Linked DNA regions of Homo sapiens: all the other regions are linked to region 1. A link is an interaction called in ENCODE POLR2A ChIA-PET data of the cell type or tissue named here. Cell type or tissue: MCF 10A. All regions are shown on one strand. Each heading gives the region's core, and the rest is flanking DNA. Links, peaks and the distances in the headings are about the cores only.

Region 1 (8,067 bases), core at 1,338-5,337:
AATTTCACTGTTGTTGCCCAGGCTGGAGTGCAATGGCATGATCTCGGCTCACCGCAGCCTCTGCCTCCTGGGTTCAAGCGATTCTCCTGCCTCAGTCTTTGGAGTAGCTGGGATTACAGGCATGTGCCACCACGCCTGGCTAATTTTGTAATTTTAGTAGAGATGGGGTTTCTCCATGTTGATCAGGCTGGTCTCAAACTCCTGACCTCAGCTGATCCAACCACTTCAGCCTCCCAAACTGCTGGGATTACAGGCGTGAGCCACTGTGCCCAGCCAATTTAAAAAAATAAAAATAAAACTTTGTAAAAGTTTATCCCAGATAGGCGTGATCCAAGGAACAATCTCTGTTCTGACCTATTGTTTATATCTCCTTGTGTTGTCTCAGTTATTCTTTTATTATCATAATATTTTGCTCTGTGATACTTGCAGTAATTGTTGTTTTCTCATTATAGAGTCCTTTATTTGCATCCAGCTCTCAGACTATGATCCTGTTAATGATCGAATGTCATGCTTAAAAAAGGGTTTGCTCCTTTTTTATATAGTCTGAGGAGTTCAGGCAGCCAAATTCCCTGTAAAAGAAATAGGTTTTATGGATTCCTTGGCCATTGTGTTTTCTCTGTAGCCCAAGTTCTGTTTGTCTTGATTCTTCTTTCTCTCACTACTGGTTGCATTTTCTGTTCTCTACCATGATTTGCATTGTTTGCTACACTTAGGACCTGCATGGGCTATATCAGTAGGAAGATTGACTAAGTTCTTCCTGGTGGAATGGGTTCCTTCCTGCTTAGTGTATACGTTGAGTATGTGATCACTCAATTTGTAGCAAGAAGATAACATCTCTGACATCATTGACTTCTTCTGCATATCTTACAGAAGCTCTAAGAAGAATGGAAGAGATGTTAGTATTTAATTATTTTCTGCTCAGTATTATATAGATTGTATTGCCTCTTCCAAGTATCCATTACACTTTAAAATAATCATTTCAGTAATAATTATTAATACAAAGGATGACTCTAGAGATTGGATTTTTAAACTCTTTTAGCAGGTTGGTGGTGGAAATATTTAGAGACGAATGGGAGTTTCTGTGTCACTGTATTAAACAGGTAGGCAGTCAACCTCATTCATTTGTTAGTAAAGGGAAACAAAATCCAAGGGCTGGGATTTTCTCCCTTGTATTGATGGGAGGTGGATGGACTGTGGGGGATGTTCCACAAGGGAAGGATGTAAAATATAGTGCAACAAGGGAAGGCTAGGGAAAAATTCAGTAAGCAGATTCATTGTTGCCTGGCAGCAATAATGACACTTCTAGGAAACTCTGGTCCTTGGGCTTTGTAACATCTGGAAGAGTTACAAAGGTATTATGTTGAGAGGTAATTGAAAAGGCTTTTTAGAAAGAGGTCATTTTTATGGGTTTTTTTAAGATACCTGACACACAATATAGGTTTAATAAATAGTACATAAAATGTTACCTCTAGGGAAAAATTGCATTTTAGATCTCCATTTTCCCTGCCGTGAACGGAAAGTGGAATGAAGTCAAGAGAGATAAGGGTTTATATGGCAGTCCCAGCAGTACGTTTAACATGATCCTGGGTTATTAATAGTAAATTTGTTCTATTTTTGGGGAAATCAAAACAGTCCTCTCACAGATCATTTTCAGACGCTTACCAATATCTTTTTCAACGCTTTTTAAAGGGTGTATGCACTGGCATATAAATGACTATGGGGAAGCAGAAAAAAATGGAGGTTTAAAATAGTAGAAGTCAGGATTAGACTGCAGTAGCTTATTAGATCATTGACACCTAGAAGACTTTGTAGATAAAATTATTTCCATACATAAAATCCCACTCTTTTGTAGAACAGAACACATCTGGAAGAACAATCTGTTACCTCTGGACAAACCCAGCTATAGGATCCGTGGGGCCGAATACAAATGAAAATGCAGAATCCCTTGTTCAAAGATTATTGAAAGTTTCATGATGGCAGCAGCAGAACATTAAACCAAGTGGGGGATTCTTATAGGTGCAGGGCACTGTTTGACTATACATGTCTCCCACCCATGAAGTTGGCCCTGCCTCCGGCTGTGCTCCCCACCTTCCTTCCTATTCAACTACTGATGTCTGCCATTCTATCTTTTACACTTAAACCCTCCCCTTGGTAAGCTTCAATTGCTCCTCAGTTATCAGTCACTGTAATCTCAGTGAATGTGAGTTTCATGGAAGCTCACAGCTGAGAGCAGGTTTGATATATGGTAGGATAGAGATAAGTCAGGGTTGGGAGAAAGATGAAGGATAGCAGGCTACAGGAGGCTGCCAGGGTATGGCATGGGGATCTTGAGTACCTTATAAGGAAGATGCCTTTATTCAGAGTAGGATTCCTGGAATGGCCTAGTAGAAGTAGAAGTGGGCTGAAGAAAAGCTTTTATGTTTTGCGCTTATGTAGATTTTGTGTTGTGGTGGACCTTTTTAGATAGAGTAGATGGTGGTGGGCTAAAGTGCTGATGTAGGTAAGTTTGGACGTCTCTATGCATGTGCTGAGGACTTCTAAACTGGAGGTATTAAGGGTGAAAGAAACCACTCCTCTAGTCTGCAAATGCTAAGGTCCTCTTTTATGCCTTAACAGATTCAGTAGCAGTTTACTCATGCTCATGTCTAGCAACTCCAAAGATGGTCCTGGGAAAAGCTTTCACCCTGACTTACAGTATAGCTAACCATTACTTAGAAGCTTAGGTTGTGTATTTTTAATGTGGGAAAACAAGAAGGAATCTGAGTTTTCATAGTAAAACATCTACTACTCATAAACCTGTGTGGTATACAAATCATGTTGCTCTCGTCTATTAATATATAGAAGGAAAGTGTATTAGTTACACGGATTAGTGTTGTTATTATAATGCTGCATAATAAACAAAACATCTCTGTAGTATACAACAATAAGCATTTATTCAGCTTATACTCTGGAGTTCCCCTAGTCCAGTCGTGGCATGACAGGGCTTGCTCATGTATCTGTCAGCTAGGCAGCTCTGCTGTTCTTGGCTGGACTTGCTTCCATGATTGTGTGCCAGCAGGCTGTTGGTTGATCTAGTCATTCTTGCAACATTGGATGACTTGGTTTCACTCCATGTGTCTTATGTCCTCCAGTAGGCCAAACTGGACATGTTTTCATGACAATGGCCGTGGGCAATAGGTAGGCAGAGACATATAAATAAAATTTCAGGCTTCTGCTTGCATCACATCTGATAACATTTATTGGCTTGAGCAAGTTGCAAAACCAGCCCAGAACAGGAGAGCTTTCCAAATTCCAAAGGTAAGGAGGTGGACCCTGCCTTTTTAGGGGGAAGAACTGCAAAGGCATGTGGCAAAAAACATGGGTAAAGAGAGGAAGGAAGGATTGGAGTCATTTATAGCTTCCATTTACCATAGTCTGTCAAAAACTCTGCTAAGACTTGATGTTTAGATTACAGTGATATACTAAGTTTTTGTTCCTTTATATCATTAAATGAAGCCGAATCACCAGAAAAATCTGACACCTATATATCAGTTTTTAATGTATTGTCTCTCAGCTCCAACTACCATTCTGTGCACTGCTTTGTGAAACTGGAGCTGAACCTGGTAAAGATTTCTCTTTCTCCAGCTGGCTTGATGCTAAGCTTTATCAACAGAGGGTGCTAGAGGGACATTGTTGAGGGGATGATGGCAGGAGGGTGCTTCCCTTCCAGGTTCCAGTCCTCATTCCTTGTTATTCATTGTGAAAGTCAGTAGATCAGTGTGCAGATGGCCTAGTGGAGCTGATCATCAAGACCAACTCCTCCCTCTCACCTAGGGGCTGTTTTACTGGCAGTTCTGTACACACACTTAGGGAGCTGTCTTCCTACCTAGCTGGACCACTTTTATATTTCAGGTCAGATCTGTTCCCTCTGTTGTTTCTTCCCCTCTGACAGAAAGTGGTAGCCCTACCCTCTTCAAAATTCTTGGTTCTTCATTTCCTGTACCCCTTCAGCCTAATAATTTTTTTTCCGTAAGTGCTATTTCTGAATCTCTTAGAGCAGGGGTTGGTAAACTATGATTAGTGGACAAAATAAGGGGATATCATTCTATACTTATCAAACTAGCTAAATATTCAGACTTATGACAACACACTTATGGGAAGGTTGTGGGGAAGCAAATATCCTAATAAAATGCTAGAAGTATACTATCTTTTGGGAGGTCACTATAAAATATATAACATGTAATTATATATACAATATGCAATAAAACACTTAAAATGTGCATATTCTTCTTAACTCAGCAATTTAAAAAATAATTAAAAGGATGTGTAAAGACTGATGTAGATTGGAGGCAAGATGGCTAACTAGATGCAGCTAGAAGGAACATCTGTCGCTGAGGGACTGGAACATTAAGACTGGCACACTCCTAACAGATCTTCAGAGGAAAGGCATTGAGAGTGGATGGAGGGAAGATGCAGATGCTAGGCTGAAAAAGGAGGAATCTGGGAGCCCTGCATGGGGCTACAGGGACTCATTCCTGGCATTCAATGACTACTGGGAAAGGAGTGAGTTGAGCAGGCAAAGAGCAACCTGTTTGCCTGCTCAGGACAGTTGAGTTGGAAGGGAGAGCTTTATAGAGAAGTGGTAAGGTCACAACTCCAGCTGGCGTGAAGACCAGAGGGTTTGGTGCAGGAGCATCTGTAGTGGAGCATAGCCAGGGGCGCCCATTTCCCTAGGCTTGACTTGCTCCTCTAGGAGACGTTAGTGCTAGGGGAAGTGTAAGACCTGAACTTTGCAGGATGATCTTGCCCATGAGATTGGGCCAGTACAACCTGAGTACCCCTTGGTACACTGGCCTCCCCTGGGGCCCCAGCTTGGCTGTGCCTGCTTGCATTGTAGCCTTGGGTACCCAAGGGGGTACCTCCTGGGCACCTGCATTATAGCTCCCGTGCTGGCAGACCATGCCTGACCACAGAAAGCTCCAGCAGAGTAGCAACCATCGACATGTACCTGTCCACTCACACCTCACACTGCAGCCTCTCCATGCTGCTTTGCCTGCACGCACTTACCCACAGCCACCCCTACATTGCTTTGTTGGCATGTGTGTGTGTGTGTGTGGACAAACCTTACATCCCCTTCCTAACCTGTGTGTGTGTGTGTGTGTGTGTGTGTGGGCACACACCTTGCCATGCCACTGGTGCTGGTGTGAGTGCACGCCTCCCCGTGACCCCATTGGACTGCCATTGTTGTGGGAGTTTTGATGGGTACAGAACCTGCCAACCCCACTACCACTAGCACCACAACCCTGCCCTGACACTGCACCTGGGTGAAACTAGGCAGAGAACAGCAGACCTGCCCCTACTCTGAGCTGCCAGCCACTGCTGCTCATGTGAATGTGCACAGGAGGTGCACACAATCCTGTGCCCATCAGTTCCCCACCCCTATGCTAACACCACCACCAGTGTGAATGCATGCACAGACATCAGTGGGGCCCCCCATACGCCTGTACTGTGCTGCCTCTGCAGCTGCAGTGAACACCTGTGCAGAAGCTGGTAACCCAGCACCTGCTAGCACCCTACTGTAGCCTATGAGCATGAACTCAGCTGTGCTGCTGCGGCTGCTGGCATGTGCAAATGAGGATATAGCTCACTGCTCCCATCCTATGAAGTGCTTTAGCTGGCAACACTTATCAGAGTGTTGTGACCAGTGGTCTATGAGCACCTTGGCCCCTTCAGTACAGCAGGTTCCTAACCTTGAAAAGCCAGGGAACAAAGCTGGGCCAGATACCAGTTCCCCAGTTGCGGAGTTCCAAGCTGAACCTTGGCCCCATAAAATCTTCCAGAAACAAAGCCAGTCAACGGAACCTGCCTTATACCACAGTCAAACACCCAAGGTTATAAAATAGGATAAAATAAAAAAATAACCCATCCAGGGATCTGCTGGCAAGATGACCGAATAGGAACAGCTCCGGTCTGCAGCTCCCAGCAAGATTGATGCAGAAGACAGGTGATTTCTGCATTTCCAACTGAGGTACCCAGTTCATCTCATTGGGACTGGTTGGACAGTGGGTGCAGCCCACGGATGGCGAGCTGAAGCAGGGTGGGGCATTGCCTCACCCAGGAAGTGCAAGGGGTCAGGGAATTCTCTACCCTACCCAAGGGAAGCCGTGAGGGACTGTGCCATGAGGAACAGTGCACTCTGGCCCAGATACTGCACTTTTCCGTCTTCACAACCCGCAGGCCAGGAGATTCCCTCCAGTGCCTATGCTGCCAGGGCTCTGGGTTTCAAGCACAAAACTGGGCGGCCATTTGGGCAGACACCAAACTAGTTGCAGAATTTTTTTTTCCATACCCCAGTGGTGCCTGGAACACCAGGGAGACAGAACCATTCACTCTCCTGGAAAGGGGGCTGAAGTCAGGGAGCCAAGTGGTCTGGCTCGGTGGTTCCCCCCCCCCCCCAGGGAGCCCAGCAAGCTAAGATCCACTGGCTTGAAATTCTTGCTCCCAGCATAGAAGTCTGAGGTCGAACTGGGTTGGTCGAGCTTGGTGTGGCGGAGGGGGCACCCACCATTGCTGAAGCTTGAGTAGGCAGTTTTACCCTCACAGTGTAAACAAAGCCTCCAGGAAGTTCAGACTGGGAGAAGCCCACTGCAGCTCAGCAAGGCTGCTGTGGCCAGACTGCCTCTCTAGATTCCTCCTCTTTGGGCAGGGCATCTCTGAAAAAAAGGAAGCAGCCCCAGTGAGGGGCTTATATATAAACCCCCATCTCTCTGGGACAGAGCACCTTGGGGAAGGGGTGTCTATGGGCACAGCTTCAGCAGACGTAAACGTCCCTACCTGATGGCTCTGAAGAGAGCAACAGATCTCCCAGCATAGTGTTCAAGCTCTACTAAGGGTCAGACTGCCTCCTCCAGTGGGTCCCTGACCCCCATTTATCCTGACTGGGAGACACCTTCCTGTAGGGGCCAACAGACACCTCATACAGGAGAGCTCTGGCTGGCATCTGGCCAGTGCCCCTCTGGGATGAAGCTTCCAGAGGAAGAAACAGGCAGCAATGTTTGTTGTTGTGCAGCCTCCGCTGGTGATACCCAGACAAGCAGGGTCTGGAGTGGACCTCCAGCAAACACCAGCAGACCTGCAGCAGAGGGGGCTGACTGTTAGAAGGAAAATTAACAAACAGAAAGGGATATTACCAACATCAACAAAAAGGATGTCCACTCAGAGACCCCATCTGAAGGTCACCAACATCAAAGACCAAAGGTAGATAAATCCATGAAGATGGGGAGAAACCAGCACAAAAAGGCTGAAAATTCCAAAAACCAGAAGGCGTCTTCTCCTCCAAAGGATCACAACTGCTTGCCAGCAAGGGAACAAAACTGGATGAAGAATGAGTTTGACACATTGACAGAAGTAGGCTTCAGAAGGTGGGTAATAACAAACTCCTCCGAGCTAAAGGGTCATGTTTTAACCCAATGCAAGGAAGCTAAGAACCTTGAAAAAAGGTTAGAGGAATTGCTAACTAGAATAAACAGTTTAGAGAAGAACATGAATGACGTGATGGAGCTGAAAAACACAGCATGAGTACTTCATGAAACATACACAAATATCAATAGCTGAATTGATCAACTGGAAGAGAGGATATCAGAGATTGAAGATCAACTTAATGAAATAAAGCAAGAAGACAAGATTAGAGAAAAAATGAAAAGGAATGAACAAAGCTTCCAAGAAATATGGGACTATGTGAAAAGACCAAATCTATATTTGATTGGTGTACCTGAAAGTGACAGGGAGAATGGAACCAAGTTGGAAAACACTGTTTAGGATATTATCCAGGAGAACTTCCCCAACCTAGCAAGGCAGGCCAACATTCAAATTTAGGAAATACAGAGAACACCGCAAAGATACTGCTCTAGAAGAGCAACCACAAGGCACATAATTGTCAGATTCACCAAGGTTGAAATGATGGAAAAAGGGCAGCCAGAAAATAAGTTCGGGTTATCCACAAAGGGAAGGTGATCAGACTAACAGCAGATCTCTTGGCAGAAGCCCTACAAGCCAGAAGAGAGTGGGGGCCAATATTCAACATTCTTA
Region 2 (8,067 bases), core at 2,265-6,264, 72 kb before region 1:
CACTGACTGCTGGTGCTGACCTAAAGGCAATCATGTATTGGACTGTGTGATATGATATAAATTCTGGCTACCTGGAATCCCTATACAAAATATAATCAGATTCTCTCTTAAGAAATCTGAATATAAAACATTAAAAAGGTAAAGCAGAAGGAAGAGGAGCAGAGTTTAGCCAAACTCTCATTTAGTCATGTTTTAAAACAAGCAGCTCTAATGCTCTCTTTCTGCATCTGAAAGGTCAGTTCCTAGGACAACTCAGTGGTTTCAAACACATTCCAGTTTTCCATGAAGCCTGGCTGTGTAGTTTCTGGAACTGTTTCTTTTTTCTTATTATTCCCTTGGTACCTTCATAATAAACCTCCTTAACTAAGATAACTTGCTTCCATCTATATTTATTACAATCTGAAGTGCTAACAGGTGATAATTACTGGAGGAGTGCTATAACATACTACCAGCTCTTAATCTCTGTAATTTGGATAATTTGGATCAGACTGCTCTTCATACTGTTTTGAAAGGTATTTTTCAGTTCCTACTACTACGAAATAAGTTTTGCCAAGTGGATCCCTAAAATCATAATGAGTAATTTAAAAATTCCTTGACATAGTAAAATTTTAAGTGGAGAAATCACAAAATGATTACAGGAAGCATTGGGGCAACAAACAGAATATTGTGGAAGTTGCTTCTCAAGAGATAAGAATCCAGGGTTCTAATTTCTATCTAATTCTTGTTATATGACCTTTGAGAAATCTGGGCCTAAGTGATTTGAACCTAAAGTCACACCTTTAAAGTCAGAAAAATAATGTATTATCTGCCTGAAGATAGAAACGGGTGATGGAGATACTTTCTACTTCAAAAGACAAAGATTCTCTCATTTGATATACAAGATTTCAATATAAACCCACTCTTCGTTTCTTGTTACAAGGAGGTGGCACGTACTAGGCACGTACTCCAAAATGTTTGGAATCAGAAACAGCAGTCCTGTAACCTAACCACCACTAGAACATACTCTGATTTCACAAAATCCTGGCCATTAAATCTTTAAATATAAGTAAAAAGCATAGGCAGTTGCAGGAACTAAATGTTGTCATTAACTGAGTGTACTGAAAATAGTTTTATTCTTTTTAATTTGTATAAAGGTTGAATGGTTTTCATTTTTAAACAATATTTATCACAATACAGTAAAATTGCACTGAAAAACAAAAGAATGTTGAAAAGCATTTCAAATCCTTTATGTTATGACTTTATTTGCTTTTTATCTAAAAAGAAATTTCTCTCCTGTAGTGTCACCCGCACATTAGGTGATGACAGTACTAAAACTGTATTTAGTGGCAATTAACTGCTATTTCCCACTTGCTGTTTTTATTCCATTTTAAACTTTCTTTTAAATCTCAAGTTTATTTAAAAGCCGAAATAGATATATAACACCAAGATGATTTTGAGAAAAATAATCTTCTATTAATATCATGAGAAGCATTTTTCACCATTCATTTCAGTTCAAGAATAAAAATGACTGTCTCCACAAAATCATGCTGCTTCCAATTATTTGTTAAGTACATACCTCTGCTTCCATGTGATAAGCATTTTCCACTCTCCTAAAATCCTTTGTCACAGTTATATTTTCTGCCTGAAACAGAAAAAGTCCAAGAGTATGATTACTAAATATTTGATGCAATTACTCTAAAACATAAATTAGAAACCTACACTAATTAAAATCAGAAAAACATAAAATATGCAAAAAGAACTTTGCCTGATGTTTTAAAACTTTCCTAAAAGTGACATAAAATGAATTCAGAAATTGATTTTGCTTAAAATTTCATAAATGTCACTCCTTTTATAATTTGAAAATAGTTTTATTCTTTTCAATTTGTATAAAGGTTGAATGGTTTTCATTTTTAAACAATATTTATCACAATACGGTAAAATTGCACTGCAAAACAAAAGAATGTTGAAAAGCATTTCAAATCCTTTATGTTATGACTTGATTTGCTTTTTATCTAAAAAGAAATTTCTCTCCTGTAGGTGTCACCTGCACATTGGGTGATGACAGTACTAAAATTGTATTTAGTGGCAATTAACTGCTATTTCCCACTTGCTGTTTTTATTCCATTTTAAACTATTTCTTAGTTTATATTACCTTATAATGAAAGTATGAAGTTAGGGTGATATCTATGAGCAATTGTTTGCACATAAAGTATACTTAATGTTGAGTGTCAGTGTTTTAAAAAATATTTAATTTACAAATATTTTAATACAAAATTACCAAATACTTATCATGTGCAACTCTGGGCAAGTTACTAAATTTTTTGAGCCTTAGTTTCCACATTTATCAAATCAGGTTAATACCACGTACACCATATAGCATCATTGTGCAGATTTAATGAGAAGTTGTATATCAAGTATTTGGCATAGAGAAGGCACTCACCAAAAGTGGATGCTATACCACTATGATATAAATATTTATTGAAACATCTAACCTGAGCCAGTTTGGTTTTAGAAAAGTACTAATATTTATATATTCTCAGGGTAAATACAAGGCATATAATACTGACAAAAAAGTTGAATTTCTTATTTACTTTCCAAAAGGGTTTTTAAATTCAGTGATTAAAATCTTCAGCTACTCTCATTCTTTGGGGACAAGCAAAACTTATATTTTATGTAATTTTTTTTGTACCTTTCAAAATATATGTTAAATCAATATATGATTATGCCAAGTAATTTAATTATGTTATTTGAAGAAGACATGGTTGCATCTAAATTTTAAGATATAAACTAATTACAAGCAGTTTATGTTATCCAGAAAAATTCTTAAAAGTTTTAACCTAAGTTAAAAGCTTTTGACTCAAGTTCCAAATATCACTCTGATGTCTGTCAGTCCCATGAAAATATTAACACAATATTTTTATTATGAAAGTAATACCTACTCATTGTGGAAAATTTAGAATACAGGTTAAGTACAAAACAGTACGGTAGTTCTCCCTTAAACAGTACAGTAGTTCTCCCTTATCTACAGGGGATAAATTCCAAGACCTCCAGCAGATACCTGAAACCATAGATAGTATCCAACCTTATATATAACATTTTTTTCTGCTCTGATAACCGAGACAGCTACAAGTGACTAATGGGTAGGTAGCACATACAGTACGGATACACACTGAACAAGGTATGATTCACATGCCCAGGTGGGACGGAGCAGGACACAGAGATTTCATCACGCTACTCAGAATGGTGTACAATTTTAAACTTATGGATTATTTCTGGAATTTTACATTTAATATTTTTGGACCAAGACTGACTGCAAGAATTAGGGGTCTGTACTATATATATTGCTTGCAATCACTTTTTCACTTAACATGAAACTTTTTTGTCATTTAATATTTTATGACATGTAAACATATGTCATAAAACATGTCTCATTTTTCACTTTTCTCCCACTTCACTTGATAAACTTCTGATTGAAAAATTATTAGAGAGATAATTTTATGAAAGGTAATTGGAAAGAAAAGTATCTTTTATTGCTATTTTTGTTTTTAATAGTGTTTTTAAAATAAAAATACATGCTAATCAAAGAAAATCTAATACTAGAGAAAATAATCAAAAAGTAATAACATTCTCAAACCCCATTACTGTTAATATTTTAGTAAACATTTTAATAAACCATCAATGCATATAAATGTATCTAGATCTATATACAGACTTTTTCATAAATAAAATTATATTCTACATTTTGTTCTTAACTACTGATTGACAGGGTCTTGCTTTGCTGTCCAGGCTGCAGTGTAGTGGTACAAGCATGGCTCACCGTAATCTTGAACTCCTGAGCTCAAGCAATCTTTCTGCCTCAGCCTCCTGAGTAGCTAGGAGGATAACAGGCACATACCACCATGCCCAGATTTTCTAAAAAAATTTTTGTAGAGATAGGATCTTGCTATTTTGCCTAGGGTGGTCTCAAATTCCTGGCCTCAAGTGATCCTTCCACCTTAGACTCTCAAAGTGCTGGGATTACAGGCATGAGACATCACACTTGGCCTGAACTTTTTAAAATAAACTTTTAATTTTGAAATAATTTTAAATTTACAGAGAAGTTACCAAGATAGTACAGAGGTCCCATCTACCTCACTTTCAGACTTCTCTGATGTTAATATTATAGTACATCTGTCTAAACTAAAAAGCCAACATTAGTAGATTACCATTAACAAAACTCCAAACTTTATTTGGATTTCACCAGTTTTTCTATTAAATGTCCTTTTTACTACCACAGGATCAAATCCATGATACTGTATTGCATTAATTCATCAAGTCTCCTTAGTCTCCTCTGGTCTCTTGATAGTTTCTCAGTCTTCCTTTGTTTTTCATGACCTTGAAAGTTTTGGTCATGTATTTTGCAGAATGTCCCTCATTTTGACATTGATGTTTTCTCATGATTAGACTAGAGTTATAAATTTTAGGAAAGAATACCATAGAGGTGAAATGCCTTTTTAATCACAACACATCAGGCAGTACATGGTATCCACATGACACTACTCCAAATACTAATACTGGTCACTTGGGTAAAGTAGTGTTTGCCAGTTTCCTCCACTGTAAAGTTACTATTTTCCCCTTTCCATACTTTATTAATTGGAAGCATGTCACTAAGTGCAGCCCACACTCACTCAATAAATACTACTTTATTTCTTTTGTTGCTCAATTGTTCTAGCTTTGGCCATTGGGACTTCTTTCAGGTTGGCTCCTTTATCTGTTTGACATACCCCTTTCCTTTACTTTTTGAGCACTTTCTTACTTTCTGTTGCAAGATATTATAGGCTTATGCAGTTTCCTTGCCCCAGTCCTAGAATAAGCCCTTTCTCCAAGAAGCATAGTACCTTTTCTTTGAGATTTATGTAGAACCAAGATCTGAATGCTGAGACTGCTCACTGCTATTGGGGTGTCATTCCTTCTAGGCTCTCTCAGTGGACAGAGCTAGGTTACATATATATATGCATAGACATATATATACGCACACAGATACTAACTTACATGTAAAATTTTCTGTATTTTTCCACCTGTACAATATACAAAGGTAAACATGAGTTCACACTGATGTTTTCAACTCTAATCCTGAATCACAGAATTCATTTTAACCTTCCATTTTTATCTGTAACTTCCCTCTCTGATAGTGAGAAACCTGGCTCCCACCATCCACTATCCACTTATTTATTTGTTTAACCCCAGTATATACATGTAAAGCACTTTCAGACTTATTAACAAATACCCCTTTGGAAAACTTATTTACCAACTAGAGCATGGAGTTTTTGTATCTTTATTCTTCATCCTTATAATTTCCAGTCAAAACACCATTTTCCAGTAATTTAGGACAGTCCCTGCCCCTATCACCTTAAGCACAGTTATGTCACTCATTTGTAAGAACTGGGTTCATTTGTCAAGAGAATAAATTTTATCCTGGGATTGATCCTGTGATAGGCTCTTTGATGCCTTTTTCCTCCAGTTTACATACATCAAGCTTCACTATTTGTGATTTACAGCTCTATGAGGTTTGACAAATGCATAAAGTCATGTATGTACCACTCCAGTACCATAAAGAATAGTTCTTTCACCTTAAAAATTTCTCCGTGCATCTCTTTTAGTCAACCACTTTGCCCTCCAACAGATTGTTAACCACTAATCTGTTTTCGTTCCCCATAGTTTTGCTTTTCTCCAGAAGATCATATGAATAGAATCATAAAATTCAAAGCTTTTGGGTCTGGCTTCTTTCACTGACTAATATGCAGCTAAATTCACTCACATTGTTTTGTGAATCAATTCTCATTCCTTTTTATTGCTGAATAATATTCTTTTGCATGGATGTACCACAATTTTTTTAATCCATGCCACTGCTGAAAGACATCTTGGCTGCTTCCAGTTTTAGAAGTTATGAATAAAGCTGCTATAAACATTTGTGTACAGATTCTTATATGTACTTACGTTTTCAATTCACTTCGGCAAATTATCCTAGAATGCTGACTTCTATGGTAAGTCTATATTTAACTTATAAGAAACTATAAGACTACCTTCCAAAGTGGCCATATAATTTTGCAATCTCACCAGCAATGAACGAGAATTCCTGTTGCTCTGTATCCTTCCCAGCATTTGGTATCAGTGTTACTGTATTTAAGCCATTCTAATAGGTACATAGCAGTATTTCATTGTGGTTTTATTTTCCATTTCCCTATTGACAAGTAATGTTGAGTATCTTTTCATGTGCCTATTTGCCATCTGTATAAGTTCCTTGGCGAAGTGTCTGTTAAGATCTTTTGTGCATTTTTATTGAGCTGTTTGTTACTGCTGAATTGAGGTCTATATATGTTCTTGATACAAGTCCTTCATCAGCTATGTAATTTACAAATATTTTCTCCCAGTCTATAGACTGACTTTTCATTTTCTTAACAGATACAAGTCCTTTATCAGCTATGTAATTTACAAATATTTTCTCCCAGTCTATAGATTGACTTTTCATTTTCTTAACAATGTTTTTCACAAAGTGAGTTTTTAATTGTCATAAAATACAATTTATCTTTTTGTTTGTTTCATGGACTGTGCTTTTTGGTAACACAGGTTGAGCATCCTAAATGTGAAAATCCAAAATTCGAAAAGCTCAAAAATTCAAAACTTGTTTTTAAGCACAAACATGATGCTCAAAGAAAATGCTCTTTGGAGAATTTTGAATTTTAGATTTTTGGATTTGGGATATTCAATCATTAAGTATATAATGCAAATATTCCAAAATAAAAATCTGAAATCTGAAACATTTCTGGTCCCAACATTTCAGATAAGGGATACTCAACCTCTGTATCTAAAAACTCATCTTCAATCCCAAGGTCACATAGATTTTCTCCTTTTCTTTTTTTCTAGAAGTTTTGTGTTTTACTGTTGGGAAAGGCAATCTCATGCTATAGTCTTTTGATCTACACTCAACTGCCCAGGAATGGGCTGTGGCCCTGGAACACTTGCTTACTAAGAGATAAAGTATCTTTCAGAGCTTGTGCTGGGCTTGTTTCCTTGTATGGGAATACCTTCCCCATTTCAGACTCAATATGTACTTTTTGCTTCTACTTAAAGGTTGTATGTCATATGACACCTGACCAACCTCACTACTATATCTGTACCCTGCAGGAAGGGGACTGAGTCCTTCTGTTGCAGCACAAGAGATGTGCATGTAGGTCAACTGCCCCTGCATTAGCTGCTGGGAAGCAGTTGCTGGCCATGGGGGACTGACATGTACTACTGACTCTGATGTCACTCTTGTCTTTTCTCTACATAAGTAAGGTTTGTTCCATCCAGTGCTTGACTGCATTGTGTTTTCTTGGTGACTCTCATACCAAAATGCAGTGGGCAGAAGTGCTTGGACTTCTATCCTGGTAACAGGCAACAGATGCTACATGCTCAATATTGACCAATTTTGAACAAAGTTTTGTATAAGGTGTGAGGTGAGTGTGGAGGTTCATTTTTTTGCATACAGACATTTGACTGTTGCAGCAACATTTGTTGAAAAGACTCCTTTCTTTATCGAATTGCTTCTACACTTCTATTGTTTTTCTCTCTGAAAAACAATCTTAGAACCAGTAAAATACTTATTTACTTTAGCCCAGTGATTTTTTTATTTTTTTAAAATTTTTATTATTATACTTTAAGTTCTACAGTACATGTGCACAACGTGCAGGTTTGTTACATACGTATACATGTGCCATTTTGGTGTGCTGCACCCATTAACTCGTCATTTACATTAGGTGTATCTCCTAATGCTATCCCTACCCCCTACCCCCACCCCAAGACAGGCCCTGGTGTGTGATGTTCCCCATCCTGTGTCCAAGTGTTCTCATTGTTCAGTTCCCACCTTTGAGTGAGAACTCAACCTAGCCTTGCTAGGTTGGGGAAGTTCTCCTGGATAATATCGTGAAGAGTGTTTTCCAACTTGGTTCCATTCTCCCCGTCACTTTCAGGTACACCAATCAGACGTAGATTTGGTCTTTTCACATAGTCGCATATTTCTTGGAGGCTTTGTTCGTTTATTTTTACTCTTTTTTCTGTAAACTTCTC
Region 3 (8,067 bases), core at 2,265-6,264, 210 kb after region 1:
TTAAATTTCAAGGATGATTATTAAAATGAAAGAGAGGCCATTCTAATGTTTGAATGTATGAAATATCATATCAAAGTCCAAATCAAATTTATAAAGAAAAGGTGCCAGTTACTATCTATAAAGTAGCATCTAAGAAAGATTGGGACAGGAGTGGGGCTACTTTTTAAGAAATGTCTTAAAGTGTGTGAATTTCTACGGAATACTATGCAGCCAAAAAAGGGAATGAGATCACGTCCTTTGCAGGGACATGGATGGAGCTGGAAGCCATCATCCTCAGCAAATTAATGCAGGAACAGAAAACTAAACACTGCACGTTCTCACTTATAAGTTGGAGCTGAACAATGAGAACACATGGACACAGGGAGGGGAACAACACGCACCAGGGCCTGTTGGGGGGTGAGGTTGGGAGGGAGAGCACTAGGGAAAATAGCTAATGCATGCTAGGCTTAATACCTAGGTGATGGGTTGATAGGTGCAGCAAACCACCATGGCACATGTTTACCTATGTAACAAACCTGCACATCCTGCACATGTAGCCCACAACTTAAAATAAAAATAAAAATTAAAAAATAAAAATAAAGAAAATTCAGGAAAAAATGTGAATTTGACACAGTGCTTGTCAACACAGAGGTTGTTGAACAGGCTAGGTATTTGCAAAGCCACCTAAAGACTCAAATATTCCCCATGTCACTGCTCTACACAGTCCTTCTATTCTCATGTTAGTCATTAGCCTGGAGTATCTCTACCTCATGAATGTTTGTCTTGTTTATGTTATCTCTATGAAATTTTCCCAGTCAGGATCAATTGCTACTTCTTTAGTACTTCCATGTATACATTCTGCCCTTTATTCTAGTTTTTAATATATGTACTTTTCTGTCTGTCCCACAGATGGCAAGTTCCCAGGTAGGAGTTTTATCCCAACTTGTATCACTTATTTCACGCAGCCACTAGAATGTACCTTACACATAACAGACAGTAGATCAATATTTGTTAAATGAATGAACATAAAGGGAAATGACACAATTAGTCAACTGGATATAATCACATTAAAACTGTGTGAGATTCTGATTGGAAATAATTCTCTTTTCATCCTGCTCATGAAATGATATTTAGTGTGCCCTTAGGTGTAGATGATGGTTATATTGAGTTGATGAGTTCAATTGGTATATCAATTTCATTTTAATTTTGTGAAATATGTCCAAGATATGTCTTAATCTATTACTGAAATTGAATTCTCATAACATGTTATAAAGAAGCACATCAGACTCATATCTCAGTTTAAACAAGAGAGCTTCAAGGTTTTGTAAATGGACTTAAGCAGCACTCCTAAAACCTGGTAGAACAGTGCATAGAAGAGATCATTCTGGCATTGATGCAGGACACCTCAGAAATGTGGAAGTTTTCATGGTGGAACTAATTGCATGTGTCATTTGTCAGGTGGATATAGTTAATACTGTGATTTTGAGGCACCCAAATGCAAAAACAATCTGAAAAGCAAAAACAATTTTTTCCCACCTAAATATGCCTCCATTTATAAATATCAACATATCCTCTTCCTGTCATTCCTAGTCACTGAGGGTAGAGCTCCAGAAGATAGAATGTAAATTGTTTCTATATGCATACAGTGGCTTTTGCCTTCACTAAACCTCAGCTTCCTGATGGCGTGAAGCCATCTATTCTCAATGACACCTCTCCATTAGCAAAATGATACATCATTGGAAGTTATGCCTTATCAGTTTGAGTAATGCTTCACCTGTTTTGATTATGGAACTTCTACAATGGTAAACTCTGGAATATAATGATAGCTTAACATTTATTGAGTGAACAGTACATATCAGACCCTGACCTAACTACTTTATATGTGTTCACATACGGACTCTCACAACAATTCTATTTACTTCATCTCCTTACTTAGTAAGGTGGAACTAGCTCTTGCAGTCTGGCAATGGAACCTGTCTAAAGTGCTCTCAGTTAATTGTCCTCATCTGATTTAAGCTTCCCAGCCTACTGCTTCTCCCAGTTACTTGTGGCTCTTGCTGTAACCTTCAGTATGACATCCAGCTCCTTGGCTCTTGCCGTTGTTTCCCTTCTATTCCTATTCTATCTCACTCAGCATGGTTTCATTGGTCATCTAATACAACTGTGCATTCGCTCTCACCCATTAGTACTCTACCTTCCCAACTGCCCCACCATCCCCCAACCTTTTGCTGTCTTTCTGGTCACTCTCCAAATCTAGGCACCCAACCACCATCTCAATTTATTTTTTTTAAGGAGTCAGCCCTTGATCGCAGAATTATGTTGAGTGAATACATCACAAATTTAAGCTCTTTAACCTTATCTAGATCCTTGCTATTGTTTAGTAAATTGTTTATTTGGTCCCTTGGTTAACCCCTATTATCTCCTTTAGGGCAAATGCACCTCAGCTTTTCCACATTTCTTATGTCCCCACCATTCCCTTGGCCTATCTCACATTCAGCAGATAAATTCAATTCTGATTTTATTGAGAAATTTGTGTATATTTCTCAATATACACAATTTTCTTAGCCCCCTAATTTTTCTACCTCTTTACATTCCCTCTTTTTATTGCCTGTCTCAGAGGATGAAATATTCTTCCACTTTAAAGTTGATATCTTTCCCTGTGCTTTTGGTCTATTTCCATGTAGGCTTTTTAAGGAAGTTGTTTATCAGTTACTCTCTCCTGATTTCTCACCTTGCAACTGTCTTTTCTTACTGATGCCTGCCCTTCAGCAAAATAACTAATTTGAGTAATCTTTAGGAATAAAGCAGCTCAGAAGCCCTTTATACTTAAAACATCTACACCTTGTTTCTTGTCTCACCTCCTGCCTTCATTTCCTTGACAATGTCTTGAAGAGTAATTTACCCTCACCGTGTCTTCTTAATATTATTCTTGCGGATACTATACCATAAAACCTAGAGTAATTGGCGTAAGGCATTCCCTCCATGTCCTCTTTTCTCTGCATCTCATTCTCATCCTTGTTTGGCTTTTTAAAAGTGGCAGTGTTTGCCCTGACAAGTTGTAGAGAGCTCTTGCTCATCCTTCTGCCCCATATACGTGAGAGAAGACAGAATGGAAAAAAGCACCAAGCAATCCTAAAGGGAGGGACATGAGAGAATCTCTCAAATATAGACAGTCTACACAGAAGCAAGAACATTTATCTCCAAAACCCTTTACACTAGTACTGAGAACCAACTGTATCTTAGCCTTGACAGTAAGTGTTGAAGGGTTACAGGACCTGAACTTCCTCTTTAGATGGAAGAGTGCTATTGGTTTTAGGGTTGTTCCAAACTTGCCTAGTCCTAGGAAGTAATAGATTATTTACTTAAGATTCCCCTTGAATGTCTCACAGATGACTTGAAATTATGCCAGCTCCCGGGCAAACAGGAGTTTGAGATCAGCCTGGCCAACATGGCAAAACCCCATCTCTAATAAAATACAAAAATTAGCTGGGCATGGTGGCAGATGCCTGTAATCCCAGCTACTCCGGAGGCTGAAGCAGGAGAAAAAATCACTTGAACCCGGGAGGCAGAGGTTGCAGTGAGCCGGGATTGCACCACTACACTCCAGCCTGGGCAACAGAGCAAGACTCTGTCTCAAAAAAAAAAAAAAAAAAAAAAAGAGAAAAGGCAAGAAGAATTGGACCTGTTCTTTAGTCTACAACTATGATTTACTGCAGTCAAGAGCAATGAGGATGGGCAAAAAATAGAAGTTGAATTTTAATGCTATGGCAACAATTGATCCTACAGGAAATCCTGGTGCTGAGCTGATTCTTAAAGAGTTTTCCAAATTAAGGCAAGAGAGTTAGGACGTGTTAATTCCACAATGATCAGTCATTGGATATTGGCTGCCTTCCAGGATGGGACATAGTTTGTGCAGGATTGGGGGAAACAACTTTTTTCAGTGAAGGGAAATGCCTGTAGGTGGACTCAGCTGTGAGTCATCAGTAGGCAAGATTCTTAGCACCTGAGGAAAAGAATGCCTTGGTCTTCAGGGAGGATCTAAATAGTACTCTACAACATCCAGTGCAGAAAACATCTAAAAAATGTTTGAAATTTGCTGTTTTAAAAGTTCATGTTAATAGTTCTCATCTTATTGAAGTCACTTGGCAAGGTTTTCAAAAATAATTTGATGTTGTTCAAACATAGCACATTGTTTTAAGTCCACTGAGCTGTATCTAGCCAATTCTTTTCCAAGTTATATTGTATTCTTTTTAAAAAGAATAAAAAATAAATCATTGGTAATACAAAGTAAAAGGAGAAGATGTTAAATTTTAGATGTTCATTATAGTGACTCAGCAGCCATCTACCTACAAAGGTTACTACATGGTGTCTTCTGGTAGTCCCAAAGAGGACATTTTGCGTCAGTGAGGTTGTGACGTGCCCCCGGGAAGGTCTTCCAGGGTTCTATAGGGCACCATTTAGGACTAGTGAAGGGGAGCTGCGTTTCACTATGGGAATGTTGACAGTCACTCTGGCTTTAAATTCTTAGCTCCCTGGAATCTCCTTTTCCTACCCTGCCTGGCTCCACAGAGCAGAGAGCAAAGAAAAAGCTATATTCTTTTTGACGTAATGTTTTCACTTAGACTCACAAAACAAGAACAGCTCCTTCAGAAGAACTGGGAACAGAGCTCCCACTATTTCTTCTACACTACCCCCACTTCTACCCTCCCTTCTTTTCAAGGGGTAAAGAATGGATTACATGATTGGCAATATTAATGAAAGGGACTGAGCATAAATCACTGAGACCTTTGTGGACTGTCTTTTTTATGTGGTTGGTACACCTGGATCAGGACTATCTTCAAGAGGCAGGCCTTAACTACCACTGCTTTTGAAGCTCTCAGGAAGCTCCTTGGCAAACAGATTGTTCAACAGCTGCAACACCACTGATAAGCTTTTGCTCTGTGTTCCCACCTAAATCTCATCTTGAATTGTAACCCAGTGGGCGGTGATTGAATTATGGGGGCGTGTCTTTCCTGTGCTGTTCTCGTGATAGTGAATGAGTCTCACGAGATCTGATGGTTTAAATAAACGGGAGTTTGCCTGCATGAGCTCTCTCTTTTTGCTTGCTGCCATCCACGTGAGATGTGACTTGCTCCTCCGTGCCGTCTGCCATGATTGTGAGGCTTCCCCAGCCACAAGGAACTGTGAGTTTTCCATTAAACCTCTTTCCTTTGTAAATTGCCCAGTCCTGGGTATGCCTTTATCAGCAGCATGAAAACGGACTAATACGTCCACTTTCAGCTGGCTTGGTGATATCTTGCTTTGTAGACCCAACTCTCCATGAGGGCAGCTCAAGGGCTAGACTTGAAGGGAAGGCACGGGAAGACTGAATATGGCTGCAAGTCCATGTTGAAGTCCACAATCCAGCAATAAGTGAAAATTCGAACCCTACATAACCTCTGTATTGACTTCTTAACTGGAAAGGTGAAGGGAAAGGGTGTTACTGGCTCTTTAAAGAGTTCAGCCTATGGTATTAAATACATTAGCTTGTGAACATCGAGCTATCTCATCCTTTGATTAGCATTTTCTGTGGTGGGAAGAGTCTAGCTCATCAATTTGCATAACAGCTTGGAAGAAAAAAATTCTCATGTGAATACACCAATTTTCGTTTTAATTTCATAGTCACCATTTTGTTTTCTGAATATTAGTTTGAGTTTCCATGTTTCTTGGAGTTTGGAAGAAGGGCTTCCCCTTGCACAGGAGGTGGAGGTTGCAGTGAGCCAAGATTGTGCCACTGCATTCCATCCTGGGCAACAGAGCGAGACTCCGTCTCAAAAAACAAACCTGGAAATTCTGATAATCTCTGTGTCTACTTACATGTGAGACTTAGGACTAGACTAGACTTTATCAAGGTAATGTTGCCTTTTGAGATTTCTTGGAAGTGTACAAATCGGCATCATCTAGATAATATCGGTGAACTAAATGCACTTTTTCCTCACCATGATAAACCTCTTCTAATTTGTCTAACTCTACTAGCCCCTGGGTAAACTCTTACAGTGTAGAATTGGGGTACTTTAATACATGGATTGCTCATATAGGCACTTTGGCTTTGAAACTCCCAGGTAAGTTACAAAGTCTAGAGCAAAAGTATTGAGTCAGGACAAACAGTTAAAATCACCTGTTAGTCTGCTTCCCAACAAGCCAGAGAAAGCAAAGGATCCCAATTAGGAAGTAATGATTAAACAGTTTCACCTGCTGTAACACAACTGGCCTTGCTATTGTTGGTTTTCAAATAGAGCTGATGGACTCCATCTGTCTCTTTTACTTCTAAGACAATTTGGACTAGTTTAAAGGCCCAATATTATATTGCTTTTGGAACCCTGTTGATATCTTCTGATCTTAGCCAATTAAGATAATTTGCTTTTCAGAGGGTGAAAAATAATCCTTTAGCTCCTTTATTAAAAGACTGCTTATGTGTTATTTCTGTGACTAAAATGTGTGCCATTGTCACATATTCAAGCCAGGTTTCCTTTGATTTTATTATCTCCTGAGCTCCCTCAGTGAGCCCTGACTTATCTGTGACCCTCTGGTTACAAAAGAAAAAGCTTTAAAGTTGTAGTGGAAGAATGCATGATTTGTAAAAAGTGTGACACTTGGGAAGAAAATTACTTCATTTTTCTATAAATTAGTTATGGACTCATGTTTGATAGTGGCTTAGGCTGATAAGTGGCTTAGTTTTCTGATATAGCAGTCTACAAGGTTATATTTTGATACTAATCTATTTTTGCGATATGTGTATATTGCAAATTCAGCTTCTGAACTCTCAATTTCTTCCCATTTTCCTTCCAACCTTGTTTCAGGTTTCTCTGTGTCTCTTCTGGACACTTGTAAGTGCCTCCTAATTGGACTTCCTTTTTCATTCCCTTTTCTAATTCATTGCCAGTGTTGTTGCTAGAGTGATATGGCTGTGAACAAACCACTCAAAGTGAATAGCATAAACAGCAATCATTTTATTATATTCATGGATTCTAGGAGTCAGAAACTGGGATGGGGTATAGTAGGGATGGCTTGTCTCTACTCCTCAGTGTGTGAGGTTTCATTTGGGGATATTTAAACAGCTGGGGGTGACAAATGGCTGGAGACTGAAATCCTCTAGAAGCTCCTTAACTCACCTGTCTGGTGTCTTGGCAGAGATGACTAGAAGGTTTGAACTGCTGACAGATGTACCTACAGACTTCTCCAGAATGGTGTAATTGGAATCCTTAAGTGGAATTTGGCTTATTCCAGAGTGAGCCTCCAAAGAGAACCAGGTAGAAGATATACGACCTTGGGCTTTGAAAGTGAAATAGTATCACTTCTGTCAATCCATATTGGTTGAAGCAGTTACAAGCCTGCCCAGATTCAAGAGGAAGGAACATAGATCCCACCCATTAGTAGGAGAAATGTGAAAGAATCTGTGGTGCTTTAAACAAAACAACCACATTGATTTTTAGAAAACATAAATCTGATAAGTGGCTTCCCTGATAAAATACTTCTCTTTCATCCTTCACAATAGACTAGATTCAAGCTCTTGTTCTGAATATAAAATATTTATAACAACACAGACACAATCCCATTCAAGACATGAATCATAAAAAGAGAATAGTGCCAAGCAAAGATAAACTATATAGTAAAATGCCTTAAACATGAAATATAAACATAAAGCTGTATGAAAAAATGTCATAGACAAAGTTAAAATGACAAAAGACAAACTAAAAGTTTTCATAGTTTGAAATTATGTGACCTACACAGGATTATGTCAATGTACAGAGAGTGCTTACAAATTAATAAGAAAAAGACAGATAGCTCAATAGATAAATGGGCAAATGACATAGACATTTATAAGAAAAATACATACAATGAAACATACATATGAAAGGTTACCAGACTGATACTTAGTGAAATATAATTTAGAAAGTAATTTTTTTTGGCTTTGTTTTAATGTAACACTGGTAAAGATTTAAAGAGTTTTGTAGAAACCCTGGGGAAGTGAGCATTTTCATACAGTGACTTTGATGGAGGATGTTGTAATAAACATTCTGGAAGACATTTTGGCAATAGGTATAAAAA

The links. Peaks named below come from ENCODE experiments on the same cell type or tissue, not always from the same donor. Only the 100,000 strongest peaks of a DNase experiment are listed, where the experiment ranks them.
Region 2: POLR2A ChIA-PET joins it to region 1 with 6 read pairs; 2 of 35 experiments call an interaction of 5 or more read pairs at or near these places.
Region 3: POLR2A ChIA-PET joins it to region 1 with 5 read pairs; 1 of 35 experiments calls an interaction of 5 or more read pairs at or near these places.

What each region holds. Positions count from the first base shown.
Region 1 is chr6:78,805,950-78,814,016 of GRCh38, reverse strand. No RefSeq gene overlaps it. Among named protein-coding and RNA genes, the nearest start is that of IRAK1BP1, 58 kb to the left of the region's middle. In MCF 10A, for the core only: a CTCF peak has its summit at 3,656; DNase peaks (open chromatin) are centred at 3,076 and 3,656.
Region 2 is chr6:78,878,932-78,886,998 of GRCh38, reverse strand. IRAK1BP1 (interleukin 1 receptor associated kinase 1 binding protein 1) reads right to left here. Exons shown (of 4, transcript NM_001010844.4): 2 at 1,556-1,621. Among named protein-coding and RNA genes, the nearest start is that of IRAK1BP1, 15 kb to the right of the region's middle. In MCF 10A, for the core only: no CTCF peak of the experiment used is centred there; no DNase peak of the experiment used is centred there.
Region 3 is chr6:78,594,981-78,603,047 of GRCh38, reverse strand. No RefSeq gene overlaps it. Among named protein-coding and RNA genes, the nearest start is that of MIR10524, 60 kb to the right of the region's middle. In MCF 10A, for the core only: no CTCF peak of the experiment used is centred there; a DNase peak (open chromatin) is centred at 3,877.